Linked DNA regions of Mus musculus: all the other regions are linked to region 2. Evidence: chromatin loops called from intact Hi-C (ENCODE). Cell type or tissue: heart. All regions are shown on one strand. Region 1 holds the start of Rabgap1l (RAB GTPase activating protein 1-like). Region 2 holds the start of Zbtb37 (zinc finger and BTB domain containing 37). Region 3 holds the start of Klhl20 (kelch-like 20). Region 4 holds the start of Cacybp (calcyclin binding protein). Region 5 overlaps Rc3h1 (RING CCCH (C3H) domains 1).

Region 1 (5,000 bases), 240 kb after region 2:
AGGGCAAGCTGATTTAAATAAAGCACAGAATTTAAACTAATTTTTTAAGTGCAGTGATGAGTTCTCAGACATTACATAAATAACCCAGTCTGGGAAGGGTTCTGGGTAGTAGACAAATCCCTATGAGGACCTTCTAAAATTTTATCAAGTACAGAATCTATTCATGTCATTAAAACAATATCTGTGGGAGAGTCATATGATTCTTCCTTCCATAATATGTATTGAAAAATTCAGACTTGACTGCAAATAATAAAAATCTAAATTCATTTTAAAAATCCTAAGTAACTAAGAAAACATCTTGACTCAGGGAAATGACTAAATCTAGAGGATGACTTCTGGCTTATTTTGAACTCTTTCATAATGTGTCAGCTTCGCCTTCGGGTCAGCTTCCTTCACTGTAGAGGTGGTGGCTTCGTTAACTAAACCCACCCATCTCAGCAGCTAGTGTGAGGAAAAACTCCTTTTCATTCTCCTCCACACACAAGATGTGCCTGGCTGTGTTCAGTGTTTAATATTGTCAGTTTGACAGGATATAGGATTATCTGGGAGACAAGCGTCCAGGCGTGCCTGTGAGGGGTGATCTAGATTAGGTTAACTGAAGTGAGAAGTCCGGCTTTCACGTGAAGTCACACCCTTCTTAGGCCTGGCCTCCTGGTAAACAGGAGAAAGTGAGCTAAGTCCTAGCCTTCATTGTCCCCTTTGTCAAATAACTTCGCTTTGTTTAGAAGATACCTGAAGGCAAATGCTATGTATGGCCTTTTCGTGTGCTGATTTTCTCATAGAGCCTGGCTCAGTATCTACTTCTCGTATATTTACAATGAGACTCTGCAAACGTGGAAGTCAACAGATGATTTGTGTTAATTAGATCCTAACTTTATTAGGTATCAAACTTAAAGCATTGAGTCAGGTTCTGGTTAGGAGGTCTACTCAGGGTACAGAGCTTAACAAAAATACCTTCTGGGAAGGACCTAACACGGAGGGGAAACCCGAATGAGTTGGAACACTTTTGCTATGACACAGCATCTGTAGGCATTAACATTAAGAAAAAGGAGAAAAGAAACTTGGGTTTGAAGGTCCTTTGACAAATGTTACAGGGTAGCTTTTGGATCTGGGTGGACAATAATGACAGACCAATTGAAGTGTTATAAGAAAAGAGAACTTTCAACTCAAGAAGCTACTCTAGAGGTCCAATCTCTGGACACATTCAATTCAAACAGTAATATTTACTGAACGGATACTTTCTATAAGCCAGGTAGGATTCATCATGAAAGGCACAGAAATGGGTGAACAGGTCCCTCTAGAATCTCTAAAATATTTCACAGATTAAGGGTACACATATTTGTGCCATAAACCTGAGAAAAAAAGTTCTTATGAGATTCAAGGAATGTACAGGTCTTTTCTGGCTGCTTGATCTAGAAAGGAAAAAATTCACAGTTCAAAAATTAGTACAATATTTGTGGCAGAAAGTAAATACTTTAGTTTATCTGTCCTCCAAAATCTACTCTCTGAAAGGCTAAAAGGTGAGACCCGGGATGCCTTTACCGTTGGGTTAGCGCTTTCCTATGTAGTCTGAGTCTGGAAGAATCAATGAAGGGGGATGCCTCCAAGCACCTTCAAAGGACAAAGAGTCCCGGTGGAAAAGTTAGTCCTCCGAGGTGACTTACTGGCCTCACGGAATGGAAATATGTAAAACAGGTTTGTTAAGAAAGAATCTCCCCAAAAGGGACTTAGAACTCAGTCAGTGCTGGGGATGATTGCCAGGCACCAGCACGCGTGCTGGAGGAGGTCCTCGCGTGCCTCCGCTCTCCTAGCTCGCCCTCTGCCCTCTGCTCAGGTTTGTACTCCGCGCTTTCAGGGTTGGGGGGGCCAAGCCGAGTCAAGCGAGCCTGTGGACGCGCGCGCGCGCCGCCGACTTAGGCAGAGAAGGCACCTCCGCCCTCGGGAGCGCGCACGCCGCGCCGAGGGGCCGGGCGCGCGCGCTCCCGCCGACCGCCTCCTCCTCAGTCCGCCCCCTCCCTCGCCTCTTCCTGCCGTGCGGTCCTCTCCCCTCCCCAGCCCGCTCCCTCCGCCCCGTTCCCTCCGCCCTCCCTGGGCTTCGGCCGCGGCGGAGTGAACGGGACGGGCCCGGCCGCAGAGCTCTGGGCGGCGGGTGGGACTCGGGCGTCTGACAGAGTTGTTGTTCCGGCACGGCCGCGGAGACGTGAGGTGAGGTGAAAGCGGCCTTCGAGGGGGGCTCGAGGGCGGCCTGACGGCTGGGAGCCGCGCTCCGGGGGGTTTTGAGGTGGACCCGGCTGGTTCAGAGAGGGTCGGGGTGCGAGGCCCGGCCCGGGACCGGGATGCTGGAGCGGGGCGGAAGGCATCCGGCGGGCTCAGCACCGTCGGCCGCCTCCGGGACACCCGGGTTCTCCGTGTGGCTGGCTCGTCGCGGTGGGGCGGCCGGGCGGGAGGCGGGGTTGGCGCCCCTCACCTGGGGCCGGGTGGTGGCTTGGGCGGCCGCCGCCTCCAAGTGTGCCCTCCTGACATTGCCGCCGCCCCCGCCGGCGGTGGCCGGGATGTGGCTGCTGCTGGGCTCGCAGTCCCAGCAACCCCGAGTCCGGGGGGGCGTGTGGACAGGTTTATTTTCTTACCCACTTGAAAGCGTCGGTTGGATCCCGTGTCCTTCCCTCGCTCTTCCCTTTCCTCCGCCCCGCGCACTTTGCTCCGTTCCTGCTGGCGATGCTTGTGGTTTTGCTGTCTGGGATAGGCTGTTTTTTGGGCAGATCTCTACCTGCCAGGAATGCCCCGCTTCAAAGTTGACCGCGTGGGCCCCGACAGACACTCATCCACACCCACGCGCATGTTGTCCTCCGTGTCCTGATAACTGAGTCAAAGTTTCTGAGACCGAGCTGGTACTTTGCTCGGATCGCCAACGGTGCAGGGCTGGGCAGTGCGTCAGCATGTGGAAAGGGGCCACTGGCCATTGGGGAGGTGGCCAGGAGCAAGGAAGGCTGAACTGAGAAGTTCATTTGTGGTCTCAAGACAGTTTCGTTCAGGTGCTTATATATTCTTTTTGGACTTCTCAGAGTTGGTTATATCAGAAAAAGACTCGAATTTAGGCGATCGTTTTTTCAGAACCGATGGTATGCAAATTAAATGAACCGCTAACCTTTAATGGTAAGGGCTTGCTTGACCTGCTTAGTGCTGTTTGGAAACAGATGTCAAAGCATGCATTTTTTTTTCCAATGGACAGTTTAGATGATTTTAATGCATCTAAATTTTCTTGTGTATGAGAAGAGGTAGATAGTTGACTGTCACAATTCAGAGAACACAATTTCCTGAAAACCTTAAGACTTTTCTTGTAGTAGTGTTTACATTTGGCAGCCGCTGCACTTCTGTAGAATGTCCAGTAATCGTGATCAGGAGGTACAGACATGAAGTTTGTAGTCAAATTGGAAGTGGATTCTATTCGTGGAAAATACTAGTTTACAAGCTGCCTGGAAAGGGAAATTGGCCTGTGATTCATTGTCTTAGTTGTGTTCTCTATATGAAACTGACACTGAGGTTGAAAGGAGAAAGGCTAGATGAATTTAATATAGTATATGTTACTACAAAATGTACTTCTTGGGAAGCTAGCTAAGACTTTGAGTTAGATTGATGACCATATTAAATTAGTTCAAGATGTACTCTTAATATACTAAACCACCTGGGGAGAAATAGATGTGATTGTTCAGGGCTTATCTGTGAGCATGTTGGAAAGCTTAATTTGTGCTCTGGGAAGCTGCAAATAAGGTAGGAAGCTCCAATATTATTGAGGAAAATAGCAAATATACAAACAAGTGCAAAAGGTATGGCTGTAGACCTATGGCAGTTTTCTTTCTTTCCTTCTTTTTAAAACATTGGATGGGAAGTTCTGTATATTATGTTTGTGTTGTTCTGAGAATTTTTGCTTGTTTGATCATTCCCTCATGATTTATATCATTAGGGTGTTCTAAAAAATATTTGAAAAGTTGTATTATTTTTGTTGGGGTATTTATTTATTTTTTAAAGATTTATTTGATTTTATGTGTTTTATCTCCACACAAGTCTGTGCACCCCCTCTGTGCCTGGTGCCAGAGGAGACCAGAAGAGGGCATCAGATACCCTGGAACTGGAGTTACAGACAGTTGTTAGCAGCCATGTATGTCCTAGAATTAAAACCAGGTCCTCTGAAGGAACATCTAGTGCTCTTAAACCACTGAGCTGTCTTTGCCTTATTTACTTATTTTTTGAGACAGAGTCTTATATGGTAGCTCTGACTGACCTGAACTTACTATATAGCCCACACTGACCTTAAACTTATAGCAGGCCTTCTGCCTCAGCCTTCTAAATACATATTAGGATTATGGACATGAACCAAGCCCAACTATATTTGTCATTGACTTACAAAGTATTATTAAGCAAGTGAAACAAGAGTTTTCATTTCTGTCAGCTCATTAGTTCTGAATTTGTGACTTTTGAAAAACTTTGCTTTGCCTGAAACTTGACATGGTTTAATTGCTGTATATTTATTTGAACTCTCAGATACTGCAGTGAGGCTGAAAGTCTTAGGTCTGGGGGAGTAGTGAAAAGTGGAAATTCTGTAGTTCCAAGTACAAATATTATATGGGAGAGATTAACAGATTTGCATACTGACTCTGAAGGAAGGAACAGTTAGGTGTATAAAGTTCTTGCACTGGCGGTATAGAACTGGGAGTCTGTTTCAGCCTACCATTTTCTTTTTAAAAATTCTTGATAATTTATTATTATTTATTTATTGTTTATGTGCCTTGCCTGCATGCATGTGTACCATGTGTGTGTTCTTGGTGCCCCTGGAGGTCAGAAGACGGCATCACATCCTCTGTATCTGGAGTTAAAGATGGTTGTGAACTGCCATGTGGGTGCCTGGACCTTTGTAAGAGCAACATGTGCTCTTAACTGTTGAGCGAACTCTCCAGCCCCCAGCCACCATTCTTTAAGTTGTATGGAGATGAGGGCTTCAGGAG
Region 2 (5,000 bases):
TCATCACATCACTGGTTACAAGCTATATTACAATCTGTACAAAAACAAGTGACAGACTTACTTTGAAATTCAGAATGAAGGACCGGAAATTCAGAATGACCAATCTGTTTGAAAATTAAAAATAATTAGTGCAGTTACTTATCTTCATTTTATTTCACACTATTCTCTCAGTGTTCAGTTGTCTTCACTAGTCTCCATGGGCTCACATCAATTCTCTTGCCAAGAGGCCTGAGATTTATAGTTTCAATCGTCATACCCTAGGGAACTTATGTATTTTTCACAATAAAATTGTCCTACTGGGTTAAGTCAGTGGCACAGCACATGCCACCTTAGCATCAGGCTTTGGCCTCATCACTTGGGACTCTTATCTTGTATTTCCTAATACTATTCAAGGAAAACTCTTTAAAACATTACAGCCAGATACATCAGATAGGAGCGAAAGACATGATTGTTCATCAGAGTTAAGTCTGCTGAACTATGTTATCATCATGGTATCGGCTTGTTTGGAAGGGGTTGAAAGTAACTAATACATGCACATTTCAAAGACTTACCATTGTGTTTGCAGTGCCTTCACTTGAGGTGACCCATTAATACCTGTAAGAAATTACACTCCGTTTAGAAATATGTATTTGTAAAGTATATTTACTGATGTCCTTAAATACTGTTTCAGCTTAACAATCAATCTTCAATCTTATTCAGAGAGATTCCCATCTGTTTAACTTTATTGATCATCACTAACAGTACCTTAATTCATATAGTAAATACCAAACTTACAATGCTTACCTTTCTTTATTCAAACCATTATTTGTACCTGAAAAAAATTTAAGGCACCATTTAGTACTGATGGTAGCACATGCATGTTCAAAAGCTAAATGTTATGCAGTAAATACTGCAAATGACTGGAGGGAATTCAAGGCCCCCAATGGCTTCTTACCCAAGCAAGCCAGCCAAATGAACAAGCATGCAACCAGTTAACTAGAATTAAAAGAAAATACCTCTTACAAATATGCTAAACATCATTCGACTATTCTTAGTTGCCTGCCACAAGGTTCTTCAGTGTTAAAAATTGTCTACAAGTTATTTTCAGCTCAGACATTTGATCAACATCATTACAAGAACCCAGAGTGTTGTCCAAAACACACCTATCTAAACATCCGTAAGACAATGCATGCTGGAGTTTTGATGATTCAAAGTCTCTGCATGTCCCTTTGTACTGACCCAAATTCAAGTGTTTTTCAATACTTACCTTTCAAACTGTCTATCCAGCCTCAAACTCCACCTAGAAAAAAACATTAAAGAGCTTTTCAATGCAGTCAACAGATTTGAGTTTGCCCCACAATAAATGTCAAGGAAGCCCACCATCAGATAGAGCTAATAAGATCTTCAGGTAGTCAGTATTTGTTCGTCATCATGCAGGCTGTGTTCAGCTATGACCAGGATGGAACACGTGGCCAGTATTTGGCAGAGTGCAACAAAGCCAAGCCTGTTTAGCATCTACAATTCCTTTAGTTTGACTTACCATTTCATTTTCTGGTCTTCTATTCTAGCACCTACAACAAACAAATAGTTAAAGCTGCCCGGTTAGGCCCCTGACTCAGCACTTAAGATGGGGGAACCAGAGTCCACCAAATAGGGGGTAAATGCGTTAACGACCACTAGCTCCCACATATCAAAAACCAGCCTCCTCAGATACGCAGAAACAATGCCCTGACTTCAGACTTCCCACCCACTCCTCTATCTACAATTGCTCTCAGGGAACAATACATTCAATGTGTGGGTTGAGGGATCTTTAGTGCTCATTTGCCATTGGGTATTCCTTGTAATGGGACCACATGCACACACAAAATTGCTTACATTGCGCTCGCTCTGTTATCCAGCTTCCTGACGAGTCCTGGGGGGGGGGAATCTTTATGTAAAAACTGCTTACTCTGTAAGTAGCCCCCAAATCATTATTTTGTGTGCCTCAGTTATAATCATGGTGGTTTAAAGCTATCGTCACCCCAGCTGTCAAGAGTAGCAAATATGATGTCATCATTGTGGCACTGTCCTTTCAACCTAACTTCTCATTACTATTCAGTACTCACCTCGTAAGCCTTCATCCTCCTTTGCCACAGAACTGGAAATAAGAGATGTGAACAGTCAGTCCCCTTCTTCACGGAACTAAACCCTTTCCAGTAGCTGAATTAAAGCCTCAGAAAAGTGTTTTTCAGAAATCCCTTCTGTCCACTACTCTCATACCATCATGGGCTTTGTGGTCATTATGTTCTAGTCATGCCCCTCCCCCACTGAGTTACCTGGCTGTGAGATCCCACAAGATGTCCCATCACAGAGGTCCACACTGCCATTCCTAAGAAAAATGTTAATCTTTAGTAGTTCTACTTCCACAAAATGGACCTGTCTTACAAAGAACTCCGTCCACATAGGCACTGTTGAGTTGCACATATCCAGCAGTTACATATAAGTCTCTAATCCAGGTACTTCCCAAGAGCAATCGTCCTCTTTGTTAGTGACTAAGGCCTGCTGGCAATCTCTAGCAAAAGCCTTCATCCCATGGTGATCGCGAAAGAAACACCGCGTGGCTTCGCATTCCACCCCCGTTGAACCGTGCACGAGGTGACTCAGCATGCTCTGCCATCAGAATCGTTGGTATTCATCAACAAGCTCAGTTGTCCCTACCAACATAGCCTTCATCATAGCATGAACACGCATGCTGAGTCGTCTTTGTCTGGTGTCCAGACCAAAACCCAATGCTATTTTATGTCACAAATACACGCAGAACCAACCTCCTAAAGTTTCCAGCTTGTGCCCTGAACTAAGCTCACCGGCTGCGCCGGGAATCCCACCAGCTTCCAGTGCTTCAGCCTCCAAGGCCCGAAGCCATAACATACTCAGGAAATTGCATACCTGCTCAGAATGCCGCACAGCTCCGAAAGGCTGAGATGGCGGCTGAGTCGAGTATATAAGGTCTTCGTGACGTCAAGACGCAAAGCTGCTTGCTGCGTCCACTTAAACCCCGCCCCTCACACGCCCTCAGACTCCTCCTCAAGCCCCACCTTCTTCAGGCCCACAAAACTTTCCCTCTGGCCACGCCCCCGAGAGCCCGGAGGGCGGAGTTGCCGCGGGCACGATAGGCCCGCCCTCCGCCTCCCTGAGGAGTACAGGCTGAGGGGAGGGGGCTCCTGCAAGGAAAGCGCTGGGGGTGGGGCGGGGTGAGGGTGACTGATTTCCTTCCGGCACGTCGCTCGCTCCGGAGGAGGGGGCGGGGGGTTTCACTTCCGGGACGGTGTTCCGGCCCATTCCGGCCCATTTCCACCCCCGGAGGTAGGTGCTGCTCCTTGACTGGGCTCGTTCCCCGCACCCCCGCCCCGTTAGCTCATACCCGACGCTCCCGGGCCGCGTCTGGGTTGCAGCCAGCTCCTGCGGCGCTCAGTCGCTGCCCCACCTCCCCTCCCAGCACTCGGCGACCTTCCGCCCCTTTGGCTCCGGGCTGTCGAGCTCGCGGGCCCGCCCCCTTGGCGAGCCCCTCCCTCAGGACCCCGCGCGCGCGCCGGGGCCACACCCAGACACACCCCCGCCCCGGCAACCTCCGCCGCCCTAGACCGATCCCGGGGCGCCGCCCCCTTCCCGGTCCCGCGCCTCACCTGTGCGCCCGCAACTCCCTTGCCGCGGGGCTCTGCTCCTGTCGAGCTTCCCGGCATCTGTGCCACCTCCTCGCTTAGCCAGGTCCCCCTTTTCCCATGCTTCTTGACACTGATAGAGGCCTCCCCAGTACCCGACTGGCCAACCCCAGCGTTCCCGATTCTCCCTTTTACAGCTCTCGCCCCTTCAGTGCCGACGCTAGAGAAAGACTTTACTCCAGGGGCTTCCTCCTCACTGGGGAATCGCTGGAAAGAGCAAACAAAAAAGGCGCTGGTGTAGGCTCCAAAATAAACATCTGAATTCGTGATGGCATCGACAGAGGCACTTAATGGATTAAAAGTTTCAAAACAAACAATAACGCTTTGGAAAAAGGTCAGATTGGTTAAAGTTGCGTCTTGAAAGCCGTGTTTGCACTTACCTGTTTACTCAATAAGTGTATTGTAAATGCGAGGTGATAAAGTGAGCTTGTCCGGACTACTTCCTGGTGTGCTGTGTAGTCTCATAAATTTAGAGAAACATTGGATGCACGGTGAGCCTAAATCCTTGTGGTATACTGGAACTACCCTCAACTAATTAAGACTATTTGATGCAATTGCAGTCTTTGTGGTGTGAAATTTCAGGCTTTATTTTTGTCAGCAGCTGTGGGAAACCAACTTTCCCAGTCAAAGTAGCATCACCACTTTGGAATACCCAAGTTTCAAGTTTGTTGGGGAGAAAAAGTATTACTTAGTTTTTGCTAACTCTGGCAACTAGGCCACAAATTCTCTGCATGTGAATTGAATGCTGACAGGGCTGTGGAATGTTTCTCAGAGTCACCTCAGAGTCCCATATTCAAAAAGTGGGAGCTCAAACTGGTAAGCTTAAAAATATGGGCCTAATCGGGCATGGTAGTCAAACACCTCTAACACGAGCATTCTTTAATCTCAGCAGAAGCAGTCAGCTCTTTTTGAGTTAGAAACCAGATGGTCTACATAGTGAGTTCCAGGAATAGCCTGGGCTTCATAGACCCTGTCAAAAACAAATATCTGGTGGGTGGCTTAATTCTAGCATTCCTGGAGGTAGATCGCTAAGTTCCAGGCTAGTCTGGTCTACTGAGCAAGTTATAGGGCATCCAGAGCTATATAGAGGGACACTGTCTCATGGGGAAAAGTAGTGATAATAGCGACCATTCATGTAGGATATTAGACTTTATACCCAATCTGTATGTGTTTGATGCCCCTTCTTAGTGAACTCCTGTCTTTATTTTATATAGTCTACTAATAAAGTATGGGCATAGCTTGAATTTTTCGCAGTGTAGCAGTCACTTTTTTGTGTGTTAATTACATTTTACAGTGAAATCTAAAATACCTTGTACCAGGCTC
Region 3 (5,000 bases), 96 kb before region 2:
TAGGAAAGGATACTCTCCAAACAGGTTGTGCAGTGTGTTCTAGGTTCCCAAATTTGTGAGCTGTCACTCATGCACTACACAATGGTGTAGATTTTGGTGGTGCAGCTGTCATTTCTGCTCCTGTGAGTAACCTTTACCCATATTCCTGAAAGTAATCCCAATAAAATTCATTGGTTCACCAAGTTGGACTTTGGGTGGTACCCATACTATGGTCTGTTATGAGTTCCCTATCTAGGGTAATTAGATAATGTGTGTTACATCTTCCCAGGAAAAGTTCTGTTACACAACACAACCTCAGAACTTCCGACAGGAGTTTGCTGGGGATTGAAACCAGGGCTCCACACATACAAGACGAACATTTTAAAAATTGAGTTATCTTCCCCCACCTCTACAAATAACTCTTGACTCAGAAAGTTGCAAGGAGTGAAATATCAACATATAGGTAAGAAAACTGAAGTTAGAATAAAGCATTTGCTTGAGATCATGAAGTTAGCACCAGGACAAAGATCTTCTGTTTCTCCATCATAGAAACCTATGTGTTGTGATAACAAAATAGCTACGACTATATACTTTATAAAGAAAAGAAGTTTGTTGATCTCATTCTGGTGACTGGAACGTCCAAACAACATCATGTTGAAGAACCACACCCCATCCTTTTAATACATTATAATAATCACAATGGCAAAAAAGGAGATGGCTACATGCATAAGGTACCAATTACTGGGGACAAAGAACACCAAGGAATATCTTAAGTGCTGCCAACCATATTTTCCCTGATCACTGAGACCAGATATGGATTCCCTGCTACATATTTTCTTAATGCAAATCCTGTACATCACTTTCAGATATACTGATATTGTAATTAAGCAACCACACAACTTGTGTTTTAATTTTATAATGTCTATTTCCTCAGAAATGAAGATTTGACAAAACCAAGAGTCTCATGGGTCTTGTTTACAACTAAGCCTTGGATTCTATGTCCTTTAAACATGACAAATAGGACACTATTTCTCATCAAATGTCTAAAAGTTAAGCTCATTGGCCCCCAGAGTATTGTTTATTGCCCCAGACTCACACATTATAAAACCAGTTCTAAGTATATTTTCAACTAGAAATTTAGGATCCCTAAGAGGACGCCTATGGGATTGTAGGAGTTCTATAATAATTGGAAATGCCAGTTTTTTCATATGTTTATTTTTATGTATACTTTGTTAATTGGCATAAATATGAAGAGCTGATTCACACTGAACTCCTCCCCTTTAAAAAGAAACAGAGTAGTTGAAGCACAAGCCAGCTTACAGTGGGTAGTAGGTTAAGAAGGAATCAATGGGTTAAGAATAGGAAATATTACTTTCACCCTGGCTTAAAAGCCCATTTTAGTTACTAGCATTCCTTAATGTTTTTATAACTCCCTTGCTATAGAACTGTATAGCTATAAAGAATTAAAATCATGACTCATATTTTGGAAGAATCTGAGTCACTTTGAAGATGACTTTTAGACAATCTACACAAAAGAAACCTGAGAGGTGCACATATAAGATGCCATTTCAATGGATCAGAAAAATGTACATCTAAACTATTTTATACCCATCAGATTGGCAAAAAATTAAAGTTGAAAGTACCAATAATATGGACCAACGAGAATCCTTGAACCTTTCTGGAGGAAGATATAATATAATTGTGGCCAGAATCTAGAACCATTGTACACGGCATCAAGTTGTGGCTCTAACCCTTACAGGCTATGCTCCGTAGATACCCTTACCCTTTTGTAAGTTACATAACGCTTTGGTACCGACTGGAATGGCACTATCTGAAACATAATGCTACCACCATTTGGAAAAATGGTAATAAATCCTTCAATAAGAGAGATACTAGAACTGATAAACTAATACACAATGTTATATGCTAAGTATTTGATAATAAATGGGGTATCCATAGCTGTTACTAGTACATATATTATTTACTTATATATCACTGGTACATATGAAGAAAAAACTTGGCCAAATGACAAAGTGTATCATAGAACTAGAATTAGAAGTTGAATTTAAAGACCAATCATTCCCACTACAAGTTTATTAATATGAGGTATATTTCCTATCAAAAACAACTGCACAGAGTCTATAGATGTCAAATAAAGTTCAGCTAAAGAAATTTTGGTTAATAATAGCCTTGTATAGTTTTCAATACATCAGCAACAGACTTTTAGTTATATACTCAAAAATGAAACCCTCACCTCATACATATTTTATTTGGTTGCTCTCTAAGTATATTGTAAAAGTCAGATCGACTAATGGTACCAGTCCTGGGAAACGCTCAGCGAAAGGCACAGCTACTTCCGGAGCCATGACGGAACTACTTGCCCGAACACGTGCAGTTCCGTGGGAAGGATTTAGCCATCGGACCGCTTCCTGTTTCTGGATCTGGGCGGGTGCAGGGAAAGGAAATCGCTGCAGGAGCCGCATCCTGCCTGCGCTAGCGGCTCCAGAGGTGGAGGCAGAGAGGGCGGAGAAGGCAGAGAGGGTGCCGCAGAGAGAAAAGTGTCAAAGCCAGTAAGTCAGAGCTCTAGAGCACGGGATGGAGAACAGAGCCCTAGGTCTCGCTTTGCAGATCTATGAGCTCAACTTGCCGAACTGCCCGGCGGGGTCAGGGCAGTGCTTTCTAGGCTGCCTGTCAGTCGTGCCTCTAAGGGACGGTAGGGTTCCTCGGTCGGGCCTTTCAGGGCTCCAGGCTGCGCTGCTGCTGGCTGCCCGAGGTGTCTTGAAGCCAGGGCAAGGCTGTGCAATGCTTGCTGGGGACGCAGGACTCCGCATCCTGGACAGCTTCACTTGGAATTCTAAGGGAGCGAGCACTCTGCCTCCCATTTTCTCTCTGGAAGCCAGCAAGATCCTGGCGGTGAACAATATTTCGGCGACTAAGACGAGAGCTTGGGAGAGTTGTAGTCTAGAACTACTTTCCCTGCCCTTGTTCAAGCTGCCCGGGCTGGGCTGGTCGGAAGTGGAGTTGTTTTTAAAGGCAACCGCCTCCGGCCTGCTTGTCACTTCAGAATAAGTTAACAACCTTCGGATTCAGTGCTAAAACAATGCTTTTCCTATCCGAGTCACTAAATTAGTACTGCTGCTGGTATCAAGTGATTACTCTGCAAATATACTTGATGGTGAAGTTAAAAAATCAAAAAACTCCCCAGGTGCTTCTTGAGCAGAAAACACCAACTAGCGATCATGACTATTTTGATCCTGACTGCTTTCCCAGTCACCCTCACATTCACATATAATCTGTCACCTTAGCATCTTTAGTTAGTGATAGTCCTCTTAAAGGCATTACATTATGATTGCGCATCTACGCAAAGATTACATTAGGATGTAAGATTCCTGATTACAGACGAAATGAGTGAAGTGATTATACAAGTTGCTGGAGAACTCGAACAGTTTTTAGTAAGCTACTACTTCTCTCTTGTTGAAGGTACGGCTTTAGAACACGGTGAAGGATACTTTTCATGGTGCAGGGAAGGAAAGCCAATGCGCAGGTAAGCCTTTTTAAGAATATGAAACATTGATTTCAGTGATTGAAATTAAGCTTCTACTAACAGTGCATCGTTTACGATTATTTATTCACAAACCTTAACAAATCCTGCTTGGAATTAATCGTTCTTGTTTCAAGTAAATCGAAACTAGTAATGTCAGAAAATAGCAACTTCGTTTATTTGGTTGTGTTGTTTTGTGTTGTCTAGGGATTTTTGGGTTTCTTTGCTCGTTTGTTTGCTTTGAAACAAGAACTATTATGCAGTCCTAGCTGTCTTGGAACGTGCTATGTAGACCAAACTGCCCTCAAAATCCGAGATCCACCTGCCAGTATCTCCCAAGTGCTGAATTAAAAGGTGTGCACCACCATACCCTACTACAGCTTTATATTTTATATGTAGGAGTTAGATTTCTAAAGAGTTTGGATTTTCTGGTTCTTAATATTTAAATCTGCCTTTTTGCATAGTAGTTTTTTGTTATCCATAATCATTAAGTGTGAAATTTTGTGAGCTTACTATAAATGTAATACCCTGTACAATATAGAGGAGTCTGTTGCCAAGGAAAAGTAGTATTTGTAAGATGCTGTACTGCATTCCCAGTTATGGTTTGATTATTTTACTGGGGTTCATCAATATGCTTACTAAAATAGCTGCATTACAGTAAAGCTTAAAGACTAAAATAGATGTAGAAAAATAGAAAAGTATGTAGTGCCAGTCTGCCTTCCTCCAGAATTTACTAATGCCTTTTCTCAATCTGTCTTAAGAAATTGTACTAGAATCTTTATTGAAACAAGTCAGTTGTATTTATTCATTGTTTAGACTTGTATTATGGTTACAAACTTATTTTGTCACATGTCACTTAACATCAAAGATAAACAACACAGAGACCCTCATAGAAAAGAGGCATCCCATCATAATAAGGACAGGACTTAGGACTAGGAGGAAGGCTGGACGTGGCCTTGCAAACCTGTAAATCCCAGCACCTTACAGGCAGCGGCAGCAAGATCTCAAGATGAAGTTCAAGTAAAGAGTGAGAATCGATGTCCTTTTCAGATTTGTTATTGATACATCAAGTGGCTTTGAACTGTTGTGCTTTCTCTTGTCCTGTTCACTTTGCTGCTGTGTGTGCCCATGATACAGCATTAGGAAGTACTCATGACCCTATAGTAAGAAAATATTAGATTTTAACATACTAGAAGAAACTAACCACACATATATTAAGTGCTTCACCACTTCTTTTTCTAGCATGATTATAAAAACCACCAGTTTTTGTCTCATCCTCGGTCGCCATAAATGTAAATAAATCTTATGTAATTGCTAAAATAATAACTTAATATTTTTAAATTAAATTTTATTTTTAAAAAAGTTTTGTATAATATAGTTTGACCTCTCTATTGTACAGGGTATTACATTTATAGTAAGCTCACAAAATTTCACACTTAATGATTATGGGTAACAAAAAACTACTATGCAAAAAGGCAGA
Region 4 (5,000 bases), 820 kb after region 2:
TCTTTGTATATTTCCATTAGCCCACTAGTAACATGACAAGGCAACATAGTATAAAGGTTCCTCCATCTTGCATTCTTGCTGAGGTCAATTTAGGTTTAATTAGAATTTGATTATCTTGATGGAAAATCCCATAGATTACCCAACACTGTTCTAGAAATCCAAGGTCAAAATGCCCCAACTAACTTTTCTTAGCTTCTGGTAAACCAGCTGCTTGTGTAAACCTTCCCTTCCAGCTAACACCACTTAGCTTTTGTTAAAATGCTAGCTTGCACAAAACTTCCCCTTGCAACTTCTGAGCTACCACGACATGGTTTTTGCCTCCCTTACTACAAACACGCAGTGCTACACTAGGATCCTAAATACCCAAGTGTAGGCCCAGCTGGACTAAAGACTTTCAATTGGCTATAAACTGCATCAGAGTAGTCATCTCTGATGGGATCTCCACAATAGTAACACTTGTCACCTTGAAAAGCTCCCTCGTAGGCCTTAGGTATAAACTACCAAACCACACAAATGTTATACTTACAGCTCATACCACTGTAACCTATACCCAAATCAAATAATAATACTGTTAGGTTTCTAAGAAATCTAGGTCTCAGTGTCTGTGAGTCCTCCCAGCACTCCTCACCCAACCCTCTACCCTAAACCTCTCCCTTTCCTGGAGTCTGGGCTTCTGTTTCCCTTCTTCCAGTTTGATCCCTGAAGGGACTCTAGCCAGCATGAGCATGGCACACGTGGCTCTGGCAGGCCTTGCTCTTTTCCCCTATACCCTCTGCCCACTGAAAACCTTTAGATCACATTTTTAAAGTCAGCCACCAAGGTCTGTTCCATTTTTGAACATTTCCTGAGGCTATCAAGGTCCAGCTATCAAAGTATTTAAATCCAGCAACAAAAAGCCCCCCTTTCCCACCCTAATAAACATGACCAATTAAAATGAAACACCTCATCCTAACAGGGCATTTGACTTTTATAAACTGCCTAAGGGCCAGTTGATACCTTTCTAACAGTCCCAGGAGATGGTGCCAAGTCAAAGGTGCTAAAAGCAGGATGTCTCCAGAAACCCAATACCCACTTAAAAGCCAGTGTTCCTCCCTTAACAAATCTGTTCTTTTTTTTTTTTTATTGTAATTGTGCTTCTTTGGGGATGCTCCTTTGTTCTCTCCCAACCTGGACTCCTCTCTTAATCAGAGACAGTCCTTTGTCCCTCTAGGACAAATAGCCCTTCACTCTCTACCTTGCTCCTTTCTGCTTCTCCTAGGCCTCTATCTGTTGCTTGTCCCACTAGAGGAAATAAATCTTTGTGTTGAGAATTTGGACTTGGGGTGTCTTGTGCCAAAACCAGTCCCTATATAACTCAACCATTTTTGCTACTTAGGTCTCTTGTTTGAGTCAGCCTCTCTTGGTCTGAGAAGGTTAGGCTGACTCCATGACAGGCTTTAAATTGACCGTTTGACTGGGTAAGGCCAGTCCGCAGAAGCTGCCTCACCACCTGGCCTGAGGCAAGGACAATGGGTCGGCACCAGTTTCCAGACTTCTTCAGCAACAGTTTTTAGTCTCCATGCCCGAGTAATGGAATGTCGATAGAAATGGGGTTAGAGGTCATCCCCTAGGGAATAAATGGAATCTCCTAACATGCATTAAATCAGGCCTTCAAGCTCACTTGGTTGACTCTTTATTTCTGGTAATGGGAGACTCCAGCACCGCTGGACTTCTGCAGAATAAAACACTCTGTGCGTTTACATACTGTTTGAGCCTAGGGTATGATTCTTAGACCATTCATGGACTCTTACAGGTTCAAGGCCCCTCTTGCTCTTATGTTGTATTTAGTCTAACAGTCATGTTCGACCTGGACCCTTCCCTCTGCCTGTCTTCCTTATAGCTACAAAAAAAAATTAAAAATAATAAAAAAAATCTTCTCCATACTTTAGAAGTAGCCATGTCCTCCTCCTTTTTATTTCACCTTTTCATAAACTTCAAAGGGTGGCACCTTTCTGTCATTGTCCACTCCAGAAAAGGATTGTTTTTATTTTTATCACTATAGGCCATGGGACTGGTGGTTTGAGACTTTTATTTAAGTTGCAACTATACACGACATACATCCCTGTCTAACTTGTCATTTTGTGCAAGTTTGTGTGAGAAGTTCGTACAGGTTGCATGCCTTAATGTTACATTAATATAAAGTGTAGTGTAGCAGCATTTTCCTTGACTTGCTGATGCTAGTAACTCCCCTAAGCATCTGTAAGCTGACAGCAGATTGCTCTACCTCCCAATGGGTACTGTTTGTTTTCTGTCTCGGTTTACTGGGTGTTATGGACGTCTCTATGCTGTCATAATTAAGATAATTTGAAAAACGGTTTTACGCTGGGGGTTTACTAATCCGGGCTGCTGCAACCCAAAGTCCTAAGAATTCCTCCACATTTTACGTGGAAATTCACTCAATCCAAACCCTGCTGAAAATACAAAATAAACCGCTAGTAAAGAGCGAAGGCAGTGGAAAACTTCGTATCAAGAGCTCATATAGGCAAGGGAGAATGGAGCGTTCGGCCACTTGAAACCGTGCCGCTTTCCACCACGGCGCCCAGAGCCAGTCAGGAAGCCCGTGCAACCTTCCTACAGTCCCACGAGATGGCGCCACGTCAACGGTGCTAGACGCAGGACGCCTCCAGAAACCCAAGGCCCACTTAAAGCCATTGTTCTACTTAGGAGCCTTCCTCCCTTAACAAATCCGTCCTTTTTTGATGGTAGTTGTGCTTCTTTGGGGGCGCTCCTTTGTTCTTTCCCGATACCTCAGAGCTGCCGAAGACAAGATGGCGGCCTGGCAACTCCGCATCGCACCAGCGGAAGCAGCCCTTCTCGAGACACTTCCTATCGGGTCCCCAAACCTTTGAAGGTTAGTTCCGGGGCTAGGTCTGGCCGCGGTTGCGAGCTGCGACTGCGCAGCCCGGTTCTGCCGGCGCGGAACGACGTCTCAATCGCTGGGGCGGAAGGAAGTGGCTGGACGCCTCCTGAGCATTCGATCGCTCGCGAGAATTGAGCGTTGCTAGGCAACCAGCCTGGGGGCGGGACTAGACTCGGAGGGGCGGGGCCTTGGGAGGCTCCGGTGGAGCCTTGCGAAGGTTCCAGAGCCGTCTCGTGCGGAGGGCGGGCCGCCGTGTCGCGCCGGGTCTGTGGAGCTCGCTGCCGGCGCTGCGACGCTCGTGGGTGGCGTGTTCGGCTTTTCCTGTCTGCTTCGGTGCACCGCTGCAGCTCCGGCCTCGGGTCTGACGCGCGACGGCATGGCTTCCGTTTTGGAAGAGGTAGGGGTCGGCCTGGACCCACCGGCTCGCGCCGCCGGGCGGCGGCTGCTTTCCCGGGGCTGATGTCCTCGGCTCTGCCCCCGTCGCGGGCCCGCGGCCTCTACGCCGCCGCCTGCCTGGGCCTGAGTGTCCCGGCCGCGGCTGGAAGGTCGGGGGTGTGTCTGGATCCCAATTTTTGGCGCGGTTCGTGGTAGGCTCGCGGGTGGCGGTCCCCTCTCTCCATTGCCTGAGGTCTTCTCGGCTCCCGGTTCCTGGCCAGGGATCAGAAACCTTCCTGCAAAGCTCTGAGCTCCGGGCCGGGGGCCATGGGAAGGAATTCCCATGCCCGCATGACTAGTCATGGTCACCGCTTTCATTTTATAGGTGGTTATACATACATTCTCTGTATTATTTCTAAACGCCCTGGACAGTGCTTATGGTTTCAGTTTTTATTTAGCAGTGCCAGTGGCGGACCTGCAGGCCTTACACACGCTAGGCAAGCTCTCTACCGTTCCGGTATACCCCCAGTCTTTATGTATAAAAGCAATTTTTAAAAAGTTACTGGGAATTGAGCAGTAGGTACGACTAGGAAATTGCCTGGCGTGTGTTTTTAGATTTGTAAAAAATGAATGTGAATGACTTGACTTTTTGGATCCTCGAGGTCTCCATAGCAAGAGTAATTGAATTGCCGGGTTTTGGCCAATACAGGTTTTATGTGATTGACATATTGTTTTCACAGAAACATTGGCTGTTAAGATTTGCTTTTCGGAAACTTCTCCCTCACTTAGAAATCATGGGCTTTAAACACATAAAAATTAGGAAGTTAAAGTATTCATCTGGGTATCTTGCGACAAGATAGGCAGGCACCACGTGCTCACTGGGAGAGTGGAGAGGGTGGCTTAACAGTTGTGCAGCATTAATTGTCTCCAAAAGAGAAGGGACTTTAGACTTGGAGCTATGCATATAGGGGCATGTTTTTCTTCTGAGATTAAAATTCACCTTATTCAATCATATTAAGATGTGAAATTCAACTTTTTCTGTCGTACAACCATCAGTGTTACCTAGTTGCAGACTATTTTCGTTTCCTTAAATAGAAATCCATTGTAGGTGCTCCATCTACTTAGGCTGGAGCCTTAGGATTTTCTAGTTCAGTCGTGGTATCAGTATGGCATTCCTTTGGGTGGTTGAATACTGTCCCATTGTACAGATGGAATTCCTACTCTTCTGTTTCTCCATCTTGCCGATTGTGATTTCTTGTAAACAAGTTTTGTTTTGTGGGCATGTTTTTAGTCCGTGTAATTGCCAAATAATAGGGAAAGTCTTAGGAAGCTACCGTTTCCACAAGAATTGCACAAAAGGTGCCATTTCTCCACACATTCACTAACATTTGTTATTTTATTGGGTGGTTTTTGTTCATATGCTAACATCCACATGAGGGTGTAGTACCACCTCATGCATTGGCTATGCATCTTCATAGCTGTGTGCATCTATTTGTGTGTGTACCTGGTGTCCAATTCCATGTCTTTGTGGAGGAGAGTTGGGTTCTTCCATTTTGAGCAGTTGGGTGGGAGTAGGTCTCACTGAGTACCCCTCACTTGGTCTTTGAGATACACTTGCCTCCAGAGTGGCAGAACTAAAGGCATGTGCCACCAGGCCAGACCGAGCCCCTATTTAACAACTGGGAAACAGATTCAAAGGGAGATAAATGTTTATGTATAGAAAACA
Region 5 (5,000 bases), 69 kb after region 2:
AGAGTTAAGGGTTCAGGAAATAGAAATAAGAAAAATATAAACGTTTGCTTTTACCCAACCAAAGCAATGCAGTAACTTATTACATAACCAGTGCTTTCTTGTTTTGTAGCATCATCTAGAAAGGGAAACTGACGTCAGGCAATCAGAGGGATGGAGTGATTCTACGAAACATTGCCTTGCTGAACTCATTTTAGAGGGGCTTAGTAAATTAAGCAAACAGTGGTTAGCATTAGAATATGTGCAGCAGAACTAAATAAAAATTCTTCCTCACTCTTCAACTTTTTCATAAACATTTTTAATGTCAGAAAGCCAGGTCTATAAAAACTCACTTCAAGTTATTTATAGTTATTCTAGTAATTCTGATTACTGACAAGTGACCAAAGCATGAACTACCCTGAAGACTCAGTCAGTTTCTATCTGCCAAATCTTTAACGCTTTTGAAAGGAAAACAAAAATTCCATTGAAATAATATGTCCTTGTTTACTGAAGCTCCTATCGAGTGTTAAGTTTTATTTTAATTAAAAAATTTTCTTCATTGTGTCTGGTGTCCACAAGGGCCAGAAAAGGGTGTCATGTCCCTGAAAGTGGAACTGGGAGACACCCTGCAGGTGCTGCCAAGAACCCGGGAGAGCAGCCGGTGCTCTTCTGCTGAGCCGGCTCCCAGCTTTAGAGTATGGTTCACTGTCCTGGTTTTTCTATTCTAGGGTTTCAAGACAAGTTTAATTTGTAAACACAGCTCGAATTTTCCAACATGAGCTCCACATAGGAGAACAGGAAATGCCTATTTTCACTATTAACAAGCTGAAGTTCATTTCTTTTCTTCTTATTCTGTTTTTTCCTGCCTCAACATCTTGAGGCCAGGGATTACAGGAATGAGCCATTATATCCAATTCAGAGTTCATTCTTAAAATAAAATAATCTTCATTTAAATCTAACTAAACATTGTAAACACTAAATAGGCTTTCAGATTTTAAGGAGATAATGCAAGGAATGCTTGACACCAAAATGTGGCTCAAACAATCAACTGCATGTTGACATCTCTGAAAAGTTGAAACTAAAACCATATCCACTCAAATAAACTTTTAATGTTGTAAAAAACAAGTATCTATCCACAGAGCTAGTGATCCAGAAACAGGGCTGGGGTTAAAGAATAGCTCTAATAAAATTAGTTTGCTGCACAGTTTCTAATAACCCAATCTATTACCACAGAATTCTTGGAAACGGTGCATTTTTGTCTATTTTAGTTTACAGGGTTGTGAGAGTTGGAAAGGACTGGGGAAAAGGAATTATACACTGGGTATGTAATAATACCAAAATACAAGAAAAACCTACTTCATTAAGATCATACAATTAATCAAACAGAGTGTATATATAATATCTTCTTTTTTTTTAAAGCCCCGGATCCAAGGCGTCCAAAGTTATTAAAATAAAGTTCATTCACAGAACAAAAACAAATTTAATCTGAATTGCTTGCAGATACTGCTAATTTTTTTTTCTTAAAATTAAAAAAATGCATCAATGTGAACTATGTGCAGGTTTGTTTAGTAGTGGTGTTTGTGCACATTGCCTCCGGTGCTTTTCCTGGACTTCACTGACCACTCAGAGAAAAAGTTTAGAAGTTATCCATTTTTCTATCCCTATGCCCCATGAACTGATTAGGAGCAGAAGGTAGAAGCAGGTGCCCATATTCTAGGGAGCAGAATTGGAAACAACTCCTGATCTCTGGGAATCATTGTTATCTCCTCCTCCCTCAGAGTCTTCTGACAGATTCAAAGAGCTGGTCTTGTTTGATAGGAGGCTGAGATTCTCTTGTGTCAAGGCTGATCCATTTGGTACATCACTGTAAATTACATGAAAAAATAGTTGGAATTTATAGAAAGAGAAAAGCAATTACTCTAAATAAAATCCAATCAATAGGGCTTATTATTTAGCACTGTAGAAAAACATGAGGCTGGAGTAGAGCACATGCCTTTAGTTCAAGCAGAAGGCAGAAGCAGCTGGTCTTTATCAGTTTTAGGTTAGATTGGTTCCAGGCCAACCAAGGCTAGCTACACAATGAGACTGTCTCAAACAGCCAAAATAAAAATAACTACATAAATAGCTTCCAAATATTGATTCTAACTCCTCATCCACACTGTAGCATAGATGATAAACTAAAACTGACAAGCTTCCTACTCTATACGTATAGGTTATAGCAGAACACAACCTGCATATACATATTAGAAAACTGAACTAAGAGTTAAAACAAACAGGCATGGTAGAGACAAGCACTTGGGAGGAAGGGACAGGTAGTGAGACTCCTCCCCCCTACAGCCCCTAACATCCCAAAAGACCCGTAGCTTAAAATATTTGCTGGCTGGAATTTAAGAAAAAGTGCCAACCTCCTATTTACCAACTTTATTTTGAACCTAGGCAAGCGTATAGATTCAAAATAGTCACTGGGCATGGTGGCGCACACCTTTGATCCCAGCACTTGGGAGGCAGAGGCAGGCGAATTTCTGAGTTCGAGGCCAGCCTGGTCTACAGAGTGAGTTCTAGGACAACCAGGGCTACTCAGAGAAACCCTGTCTCAAAAAACAAACAAACAAACAAACAAACAAGCCAAAACCCAAGAAGACAGCAACAGGACAATTAGAATTCTTTTCTGTTTGATTTTTTTAATTTTTGAGATAGGATATTTCTACATAGTCCTGGCTATCCTGAAACTCACAACATAGACCAGGCTAACCTCAAACTCAAACAGTAAGTGCTATGAATAAAGGCATGTACCACCATGTCAGGTTATATTATAAATTCTTGTTCTAGGTAATCAAGAGATCAACACAGGACTAAGGATTCAAATCTTCAAATATGCCAAAGAGAATAAATAAGGATATACAAATGAATTAAATACTGTATTATGGGAGAGATCAAATAAAAACGTTGACTGTGGATGGCCTAATCCCACCCTGTCTCAAACGACCAACAAACCCTAATCTAACCCTACAACACTAGCAAATTTAAGTGTTTTGTACATAACTGAAAGGGGGGAACATAACCCTGGAATACAGCTTAGTGGTAAAAAATATGTGCTAATTTGTGAGGGTCTGAGCTCAATAGTCAGCATGAAAATGAAACAAAAACAGTAGCAATAAAATGGGCAGTAGGTTGGCTTTTAATCATTTTTAAAAAATGATTAAATGAGCTATATATTATGTTTTATAAGTCAAAAGCATAAGACCACACTTAAAGCAATGAGAAGAAAATGTAATCAGAAAATGTACTGAGCCCCAGTAAAGTGCTAAGTTTTGTGTATACACGTGTTTTGATAGTCTCACTTTGTAGCCCAGACTAACCTCAAATTCCTCTTTTCCTACCTCAGCCTCTCCAGTGCCCGTAGCTATATCCTACTCTAACTCCTAAAGTAAAATTTTAATTCTAGATTTAGTAAAAATATATTCTTTTCTCCTGCTGAGCAGTGGTGATATATGCCTTGAATTAAAGGCCAGCCAGGTCTACAGAGCGAGTTCCAAGATAGCCAGGGCTGAATAGAGAAATCCTGTCTTGAAAAAAACCCAATGAATATATTCATATTTTCTTATTTTTTTAAAAAATAGATCTTTTAAGAATCAAAACATTCATACTTTGTGTACGGTAGGATGATAGTTATCTCTCTCTCTGGTTAAAGTCTATAGAAGTGTTCCTGTTCCTTTCTTTACCTGAATGTCAATGTAAGGTCCTCAGTGCGGATCTTGTTTTGGGGCTCGGGCTGGCCATTTTCTGCTTGCTTGCTTGTACCCAGTTTGCTTTTCATGTCTACAGAACACTGGTTCTCCTTAAAAGAAGAGGAAATAAAGTCCGTAATCTGTGGTGTAATGGGTTAGACCAAATTCACACAACACGGATTAAAAAAACAAAAAGTCATTCCTACTTCACTAAGAATTAACAATAAAAAACAGGTAGATGAGAGAGTATACACTAAAGTATACAGTACAACCCACCTTTTCTCACTACCTTTTGAAAATGCTGCAAACTAGCATGAAAAAGCAGTACAGAGAACAGTGTACAGACTATATATCTCTTCTATAAAAGACCATGAAAAGTAACATTTTATTGTGTAAACATATCTTAATATTACAGAGTCCAAAAGAGCAACCATCCCATCTGCTTCCCTAATGAGTACATTAAACAGAAACTTTAAAATTTCTAATTAATTCCCTTGTTTTCCCCAAAGTCTTTGACAAAGGACAAACCTAAAATAATAATACCACCAGATGACAACTCATCTTTATTAGAATCACCCTAAATATTACTTATTCCTCAAGGTACCTGGAATCAGCTCTAGAGTCACAGAGTTCATTCCACCTTCCCCACCTTCAGCACTCACCATACTCAATTCCCGGGTCCTCTTCCCAATTTCTCTTTCCACCTGATGCAGTTCCAAGCTGAGCTGCTCACTTGAGATCATTCCAGGCCATTTTGGAGGCAGCTGAGGGGGCTGTGGCTGGCTTGCCAGGGTGTTCACCTCCCTCTGTAACACCAGCCGGTTACTAACAGCCTAGTGCACAAAGCCAAGCACACACATAATTCAGCGCACCTCATGCCACATAGAAAACACTTTACCCAAAGTATTTTACCACTAAACTAGCCACAAGTTTGCAGTAAAAATAACCCAACTATAAACACATTTTGTCTTAATAGCACTTGAGAAACATGGTTTTAATTTTAAAAGATGTATTTTATTTTTAAGGGAGAGTGAGTTTTAAAAGATGTGTTTTATTTTCGAGAGAGAGAGACAGAGACAGAGACAGAGATGGCGTGTGTGAATGTTGCGATGTACACATTAAACAGAAATGCAGATGCCTATGGCTGCCAGAAGGAGAGCTGGATCCCCAGGAGCTTGAGTTATAGGCAGTTGTAAGACAGGAACCAAACTTGTATCCTCTGCAAGAATGGTAAGACATATTTCCAGCACCAAAAATAATTTAATCTTTTTTCCTATTTCAAAGAGAAATCAATTA

The links. A loop is a pair of places that touch in the nucleus more often than their neighbours do. Peaks named below come from ENCODE experiments on the same cell type or tissue, not always from the same donor. Only the 100,000 strongest peaks of a DNase experiment are listed, where the experiment ranks them.
Region 1: a loop joins it to region 2, with 5 times the contacts of the local background. A loop is called at or near these places in 5 of 42 quality-filtered maps.
Region 3: it touches region 2 in a loop (4-fold over the local background); 3 of 42 quality-filtered maps call a loop at or near these places.
Region 4: a loop joins it to region 2, with 5 times the contacts of the local background. A loop is called at or near these places in 3 of 42 quality-filtered maps.
Region 5: a loop joins it to region 2, with 2.0 times the contacts of the local background. A loop is called at or near these places in 6 of 42 quality-filtered maps.

The regions. Positions count from the first base shown.
Region 1 is chr1:160,789,941-160,794,940 of GRCm38, reverse strand. Rabgap1l (RAB GTPase activating protein 1-like) reads left to right here and starts at 2,003. Exons shown (of 21, transcript NM_013862.5): 1 at 2,003-2,205. Gm37083 (a long non-coding RNA gene) reads right to left here and starts at 3,046. Exons shown (of 3, transcript XR_003948752.1): 1 at 2,628-3,046. In heart, CTCF peaks have their summits at 4,095 (motif pointing right) and 4,811; a DNase peak (open chromatin) is centred at 1,980; H3K4me3 peaks cover 2,488 bases; H3K27ac peaks cover 2,403 bases.
Region 2 is chr1:161,033,099-161,038,098 of GRCm38, reverse strand. It overlaps Zbtb37 (zinc finger and BTB domain containing 37), which reads left to right and starts at 3,250. Exons shown (of 5, transcript NM_001356489.1): 1 at 3,250-3,321; 2 at 3,815-4,011. It overlaps Gas5 (growth arrest specific 5), which reads right to left and starts at 3,498. Exons shown (of 11, transcript NR_166052.1): 1 at 3,380-3,498; 2 at 2,295-2,347; 3 at 2,085-2,116; 4 at 1,855-1,891; 5 at 1,520-1,550; 6 at 1,247-1,279; 7 at 784-811; 8 at 552-594; 9 at 62-104. Snord47 (small nucleolar RNA, C/D box 47) reads right to left here and starts at 7; the gene lies at 1-7. LOC115487643 (a small nucleolar RNA gene) reads right to left here and starts at 2,705; the gene lies at 2,626-2,705. It also overlaps LOC115487678, LOC115487638, LOC115487644, LOC115487677, LOC115487645 and a transcript of Dars2 not described here. In heart, no CTCF peak of the experiment used is centred here; a DNase peak (open chromatin) is centred at 3,108; H3K4me3 peaks cover 4,699 bases; H3K27ac peaks cover 3,981 bases.
Region 3 is chr1:161,128,912-161,133,911 of GRCm38, reverse strand. It overlaps Klhl20 (kelch-like 20), which reads left to right and starts at 2,433. Exons shown (of 12, transcript NM_001039482.1): 1 at 2,433-2,549; 2 at 3,460-3,523. The coding sequence starts at 3,516. In heart, a CTCF peak has its summit at 2,485; a DNase peak (open chromatin) is centred at 2,411; H3K4me3 peaks cover 2,069 bases; H3K27ac peaks cover 1,397 bases; H3K27me3 peaks cover 151 bases.
Region 4 is chr1:160,210,943-160,215,942 of GRCm38, reverse strand. Cacybp (calcyclin binding protein) reads left to right here and starts at 3,051. Exons shown (of 6, transcript NM_009786.2): 1 at 3,051-3,296. The coding sequence starts at 3,276. In heart, a CTCF peak has its summit at 2,631 (motif pointing right); a DNase peak (open chromatin) is centred at 2,992; H3K4me3 peaks cover 3,267 bases; H3K27ac peaks cover 2,944 bases.
Region 5 is chr1:160,964,487-160,969,486 of GRCm38, reverse strand. It overlaps Rc3h1 (RING CCCH (C3H) domains 1), which reads right to left. Exons shown (of 20, transcript NM_001024952.2): 18 at 4,367-4,537; 19 at 3,699-3,814; 20 at 1-1,840. The coding sequence ends at 1,690. Among named protein-coding and RNA genes, the nearest start is that of Serpinc1, 12 kb to the left of the region's middle. In heart, no CTCF peak of the experiment used is centred here; no DNase peak of the experiment used is centred here.